Linked DNA regions of Homo sapiens: region 2 is linked to region 1. A link is an interaction called in ENCODE POLR2A ChIA-PET data of the cell type or tissue named here. Cell type or tissue: Caco-2. All regions are shown on one strand. Each heading gives the region's core, and the rest is flanking DNA. Links, peaks and the distances in the headings are about the cores only.

Region 1 (2,901 bases), core at 288-2,787:
TGTAAACCCCAGTCTGTCCCCTGGCCCCTACCCCAGCAGCTGGAGCGATCTTTTAGGCCACGTCCCTCCAGCGTCCTCCCCTGCCATGCAGAATGAAATCCACCTTCCTCCCACAGCACCAGGCTCCCTGCCAGCACCCCGGCCATACACCTCTCCCCATTCCTCTCCTCTCCTCCCACACTGGACTCCACCCATCAGCTATCATCTGCTTGAAGTCTTTTGTTTCTGGAAACTTCTGTTCCAAGAAAACCTGCCGAGCTCGTTCCCACATTGGGTCCTACATGGTCATTGTTCTCTGTTGCGGGACGTCCTTCTTGTGGCTCAGTCAGTGGTTGACTTTTCCTCCTGTGGGACACGTGATCTGGCAACATTTTGGTTGTGGGGACTTGGGGGCTGGGGGATAAGAAGAGGGCTACTGGCATCCAGCGGGCAGAGGCCATGGATGCCGCTCAACACCCTATTGGGCACAGGGAGCACAAGATAGCCCAGTTCCTCCAACTGCAAAGAACTATCTAGCTCCAAACATCCACAGTGCCCAGGTGGAGAAATCCAGTTTCACATCTTTCCATAACTCATTCCTTAACTCTGTCCTTTTTGCCTTTCAGGATTCAGCTCCAAAGCCACCTTCTCGCAGTGGCTCACACCTGTAATCCCAACACTTTAGGAGGCTGAAGCAGGAGGATCATGAGGTCAAGATTTCGAGAACTTCCTGGCTAATATGGTGAAACCACATCTCTACTAAAAATGCAAAAATTAGCTAGGCTTGGTAGTGCATACCTGTAATCCCAGCTACTTGGGAGGCTGAGGCAGGAGAATCCCTTGAACCTGTGAGGCAGAGGTTGCAATGAGCCGAGATCGCACCACTGCACTCCAGCCTGGCAACAGAGCGAGACTTTGTCTAAAAAAAAAAAAAAAAAGCCACCTCTTTCTCCAAGAGACACTGTCTCACTATCCATTGTAAAGTAGCACTCCTCCCCATCACCTGCCTTCATTTTCTTGTTTCGTGAGAATGGGGTCTCACTATGTTGCCCAGGCTGGTTTGAAGTCCTGGGCTCAGGCGATCCTCCCACCTCTGCCTCCCTAAGTGCTGGGATTATAAGCAGGAGCCACCATGCCCAGCCAAGCTTCATTTTCATCTACCATTATTACTATTGTTATTTTAAGAGATGGGGTCTCACTATGTTGCCCAGTCTGGTCTCAGGTTCCTGGGCTCAAGCAATCCTCCTGCCTCTGTCTCCCTAAGTGCTGGGATTATGGGCAGGAGCCACCATGCCCAGCCAAGCTTCATTTTCATCTACCATTATTACTATTATTATTTTAAGAGATGGGGTCTCACTATGTTGCCCAGGCAGGTCTCAACCTCCTGGGCTCAAGCAATCCTCCCACCTTGGCCTCCCAAAGTGCTGGGATTCCAAGTGTGAGCCACAGTGCCCGGCCTGGCCTCATTTTCTTCAGGACCTCATCATCACTTGAAATCATCCTGCTTATTTATTTTTTGTTGTTTTTGTCTGCCTCCCCGCTCCCAGCCCTCCCCAAGACATCCCAGAAGATTTTCACAGCCACTGTGGATGGGAATTATTACTGTCTAGCCATCTCCGCCCCCGTCATCACCCCCGCCACCCCCAGGGAGTCATTAATTGAAGGTTTGTTCTTTCCTTGTAGCCAGCAGATACTTTTCCCCCTCTCCTAGATCTCCTTCTGAAGGTGAGTGCTGCTGGCTTGGACCTGTCTGAACAAGCATCACTTTATGCGGTTTTACTGGTACTTTCTAGTCTTGCCAAGGCTGTGAGGGTGGCTGTAAAGACGGTCGGCCTAGCTTTGCGTTGGAACAAGCTATTGAGGCTGTCCTGTTCCTTCTGAACACGCCTCATTGACTGGGTGTTTCCCTGTGGTCTAGACATAGCCCTGGAACCAGAGCCGAGGCCAAGGTCCCAGCAAATCTAAACCTCCTCTTATTTCAGAATTAGAATCCCAAGATAACAGGAGAAGGGGAGCTGTTATGGGCTGATCATGTTCCTCCAAAATTCATACGTTGAAACCCTAACCCCCATACCTCCGAATGGGACTCTATCTGGAGACGGGGCCTTTAAAATGGTGATTAAGTAAAAATGAGCCAGTCAGGGCGGGCTTTAATCCAGTACGACTGGTGTACTTATGAGAATAGATTAGTGGCCAGGCACGGTAGCTCACACCAGTAATCCCAGCAATCTGGGAGGCCGAGGTGGGAGGATCACTTGAACCCAGGAGTTCAAGATGAGCCTGGCCAAACTGATGAAACCCTGTCTCTACTAAAAATACAAAAATCAGCCAAGCATGGTGGCACACACCTGTAGTCGCAGCTACTTGGGAGGCCAAGGCAGGAGGATTGCTTGAGCCCGGGAAATGAAGGTTGTGGTGAGCTGAGATGGCGCCACTGCACTCCAGCCTGGATGACAGAGAGAGACCCTGTCTCAAAAAAGAAGGAGAAGAAGAAGGAGGAGGTGGAGGAGAAGGAGAAGTGATTAGCACACAGACACACACGGAGGCTGACATATGAAGACCCAGGAGGAAGACAGCCATCTACAAGACAAGGAGAGAGAGCTCCAAAGGGCACCAACCCTGCCAACACCTGAACTGTGGGCTTCTGGCCTCAATAATTGTGAGACAACACATTTCTGTTGCTGAAGCCACCCGGACTGTGGTATCTTGTGATGGTGGCCCCAGAGAACTAATACAGGGGCCAGCCTAGGCTCTAACCCCTCACTCCTCAAGCACTGTTAGGAAGGTAGCCTCATCTCCCCAAGGGTCCTATTCTTCCTTTGTAGCAAGGAGATGGTAAGATGCTTCTACTTTATTGAGCTGCTATGAAGAGCAAATGAGATAGACCTGATGTTTGTTTCTTTTTCTTTCTCTTTCTCTTCT
Region 2 (2,901 bases), core at 87-2,586, 1.1 Mb after region 1:
CAAACAAAACACAACCAACAGCTCAGACCAGCCCACGAGCAGGCTGCGCCTCTCACGGCAACTTTGTCCCCCTCGGGTGCTGAGAACCATCAGCCCGAGGTTCTTTGCTTCCCCTCCACGAACAAAGGAGCAGCCAACACTGTAGCGAAAAGCTAGATAGGGGGCCCGGTCAGGGATGAAGGTGAGGGACACTTTAAAGCCCACTGGAAAGAGCCTGACTGTTACTAGTTTAACCAGAGCGAAAGCCAGGCCAGCTTCCCTCCGAGTCACTGAGGAGCACGGGGCGCCCCACGCAAAGTAGGCCACTGCCTGCCCAGCGTGGGCTGGGAAGCAAAACACGCTCCCCAGTTCCGGCCCAGAAATGTCCCCAGCCGGGTCAAACGTGGGTTACAGCCTGGAGGGAAGGAGCAAGGAAAAGGGCGCACAGACCCAGGAGGCTGGAGAGCGCAGTGTGGACTAACTCGTCGAACGAAGCCTGCGCCGGGCCCGGGACTCAGCCCGAACTGCGCGTCGGAAGCTGAGGGTCCGCGGCGGCGGGAAGGGGCCCGGCTGGGAGAGGCCGGCAGGCAGGCGCCAGGCGAGCGGGCGCGCACGGGGCCCGGCCAAGGGCGCGCGGGGCCGCCTGGGGGAGGGGGCCGGCGGAGGCCCGGGCGTCGAGGAAGTGAGCGGGCGGGCGGGGTAGGGGGCAGTCGGGAGGCGGGAGAAGCGAGCTGCCCCAGCGGCCTCTCACCTGTGTCGTCCCCTCGCGTCTGGGCGGCTGCGCTGCTGTTGTGGTAGGACTGGAGGTAAGGGCTGTGCTGCGAGTGGCTCATGTAGGGGTAGGCGGCGAGCGAGCGGTGGTTGTAGGAGTTCCCTCCGCCCGACGCGTAGGGCGAGCCGTGGTGGTGGTGCTGGTGGTGGTGGTGGTGGTGCGAGCCGGCCGCTGCCGCCGCCGCCGCCGAGTGCAGGCAGTGCAGAGGGTAGTGCGCGCCTGCCATGGCCGGGGAGCTCTGCTGCGAGTGCGGCTGCGGCGGCGGCGGCGGCGGCGGCGGCGGCTGTTGCTGTTGCTGCTGCTGCTGCTGCTGCTGTTGCTGCTGCTGCTGCTGCTGCTGCCCGAACTCCATGAAGGCGGATTTGGACGAGTCCTGGCCTTCCAAGCCGTCAGCCATCGTAGTCATGGTCATCATCAAAAACTTTGGGGGCTGGAGAAAGCCTTCTCCCGGGTTTCCTCCACCCTCCCCCACTTGGCTCGCGCCGCTCTCCCCTCTGCAGCCACCTTAGCTCTTTGGATCCTTGCAAAAAAAAAAAAAAAAAAAAAAAAGAATTTAAAGAGGGGGGTGGAGGTGGTTCTCCCTCTCCCTCGCTCTTCTCTAATATATATATATATTTAATATAAAGAGATATAGTGAGCGGGGCCTTGTTAACTCAAAGGGAGGAGGAAGGAGGAGGGATGGGAGAGGAGAGGGGGAGGGGGGAATCTGCTCTCCCCCCGCCTGCTTTCCCCCCTTGGATTTTTTGGGGGCTGGTGCAGTTTAAGGCAGAGATTTTAAGGTGGATTCTGCGAAAGTTGCGCGTCTGCTTTCAGACTTGATGCAGACGCCACGAGTCGAATGGTTTGTCTCCAAAGGGCAGTGCCTCCCCATTGGTCAGTCGCCCCCTGACGTCACAGGCGCACGGCTTCTACTGGCGTGTGCGCGACTTGCAGAGTTCTTCGCCTACCTTCCGCAGTTCCAATCCCAGCCGGAGCTGCAGCCGGGGGCCGCGCTGTGTGGCGCCCGGGGCCGTTGGGGAGGGAGGCGCCTCTGCCCGGCCGGCCGCCGATGCTTCCCGCCGCAGCTCGTGCCCCAAATCCCGGAGCCCCAGTTGCCAATATCTCAGCCTTGAAACAGCCAACTGGGGGCTGCTCTCTTTCAATCCCTTTGCACCCTTGTAGGTTGCCTGTGCTTAGAAGCAGTGACCCCACCCCCGCATTAAATCCAGGCCCCCCTTTCTTGACGTCCCTGCCACTCTGGTCCTACTACACTCTTGTGGGAGCTCCTTGTCACCGTGGATTTTTCTAGACGTATTTTATTGAAACCACAGAAGGAAGACGAACCCTCACACCTGGGCTCCACCCCACTGGGGGGTGGTACAGAAAAAGAAAAATCAGACCCTGTTCTGGCTCGGTCCCTGCCGTTTCAGGCCGTATTTCTTATATATTGTACAAAAGGTTGTGGGGGGGGGGGGCGTCTTTTTTTTCTTTTCAGAACGCAGCAGCGTGTTCTGAAAACGAATCGTTGGAGGACTGACAGTAATGCATTTTTTCCTATTGAAAACAGAAGCTACTGTAATGCTTTCAAATATATGCAAATGATACATGCGGTTAGTGGTTTGGCAAATCTTGATTACAATATAAACTACCCAAGTAAAAGTGCCTTCGTCCTAAATTTGTCTCTCGATTACAATTCCAATTGATTTTATTTTATTGTCAACATTGTTAATGATAAAAATAGAGTCGTTTTACAGTTATTTTTACTTTCTGGAAGGAGGCAATTAGAGTTCTAATCAGGAATACACAAAAATCTCCCATGATTAACTGCAGTACTTTGTTCAAATTGCTGCTATAAAATTCAGAACAATTTGCCTGTAATGATTATGGACTGGGTTTATTTTGGGAGGTGGAATAAAAGTGGATATAGCATAAATTATCCTCTAATTATACACCAGTGTCGCCTCAATTATCCTCTTATCAAAATGGTTGTCTAACTGCCGCATTTAGTTTCAATTCTCTCCTTTTTTTCTATAAAAAGAACTTCATACCTTGTTATTATTAATCCATTTATTATTTGCAAGGGGATTTATATCCGCACATCCAGGTGGTAGAACCACTTCTCTTTCAAAGATGGACTGGGGAAAGACATTAAGTTCGGAGCAGCCCAAGGC

The links. ChIA-PET counts read pairs that join two places held together with the same protein. Peaks named below come from ENCODE experiments on the same cell type or tissue, not always from the same donor. Only the 100,000 strongest peaks of a DNase experiment are listed, where the experiment ranks them.
Region 2: POLR2A ChIA-PET joins it to region 1 with 16 read pairs; 2 of 35 experiments call an interaction of 5 or more read pairs at or near these places.

Annotation. Positions count from the first base shown.
Region 1 is chr7:98,055,646-98,058,546 of GRCh38, reverse strand. No RefSeq gene overlaps it. Among named protein-coding and RNA genes, the nearest start is that of LMTK2, 50 kb to the left of the region's middle. In Caco-2, for the core only: no CTCF peak of the experiment used is centred there; no DNase peak of the experiment used is centred there.
Region 2 is chr7:97,004,243-97,007,143 of GRCh38, reverse strand. It overlaps DLX6 (distal-less homeobox 6), which reads right to left and starts at 1,591. Exons shown (of 3, transcript NM_005222.4): 1 at 731-1,591. The coding sequence starts at 1,166. All of the region lies in intron 1 of DLX6-AS1 (DLX6 antisense RNA 1), which reads left to right. RefSeq lists a silencer at 741-840 and an enhancer at 2,153-2,874. In Caco-2, for the core only: no CTCF peak of the experiment used is centred there; DNase peaks (open chromatin) are centred at 753 and 1,643; H3K4me3 peaks cover 2,144 bases.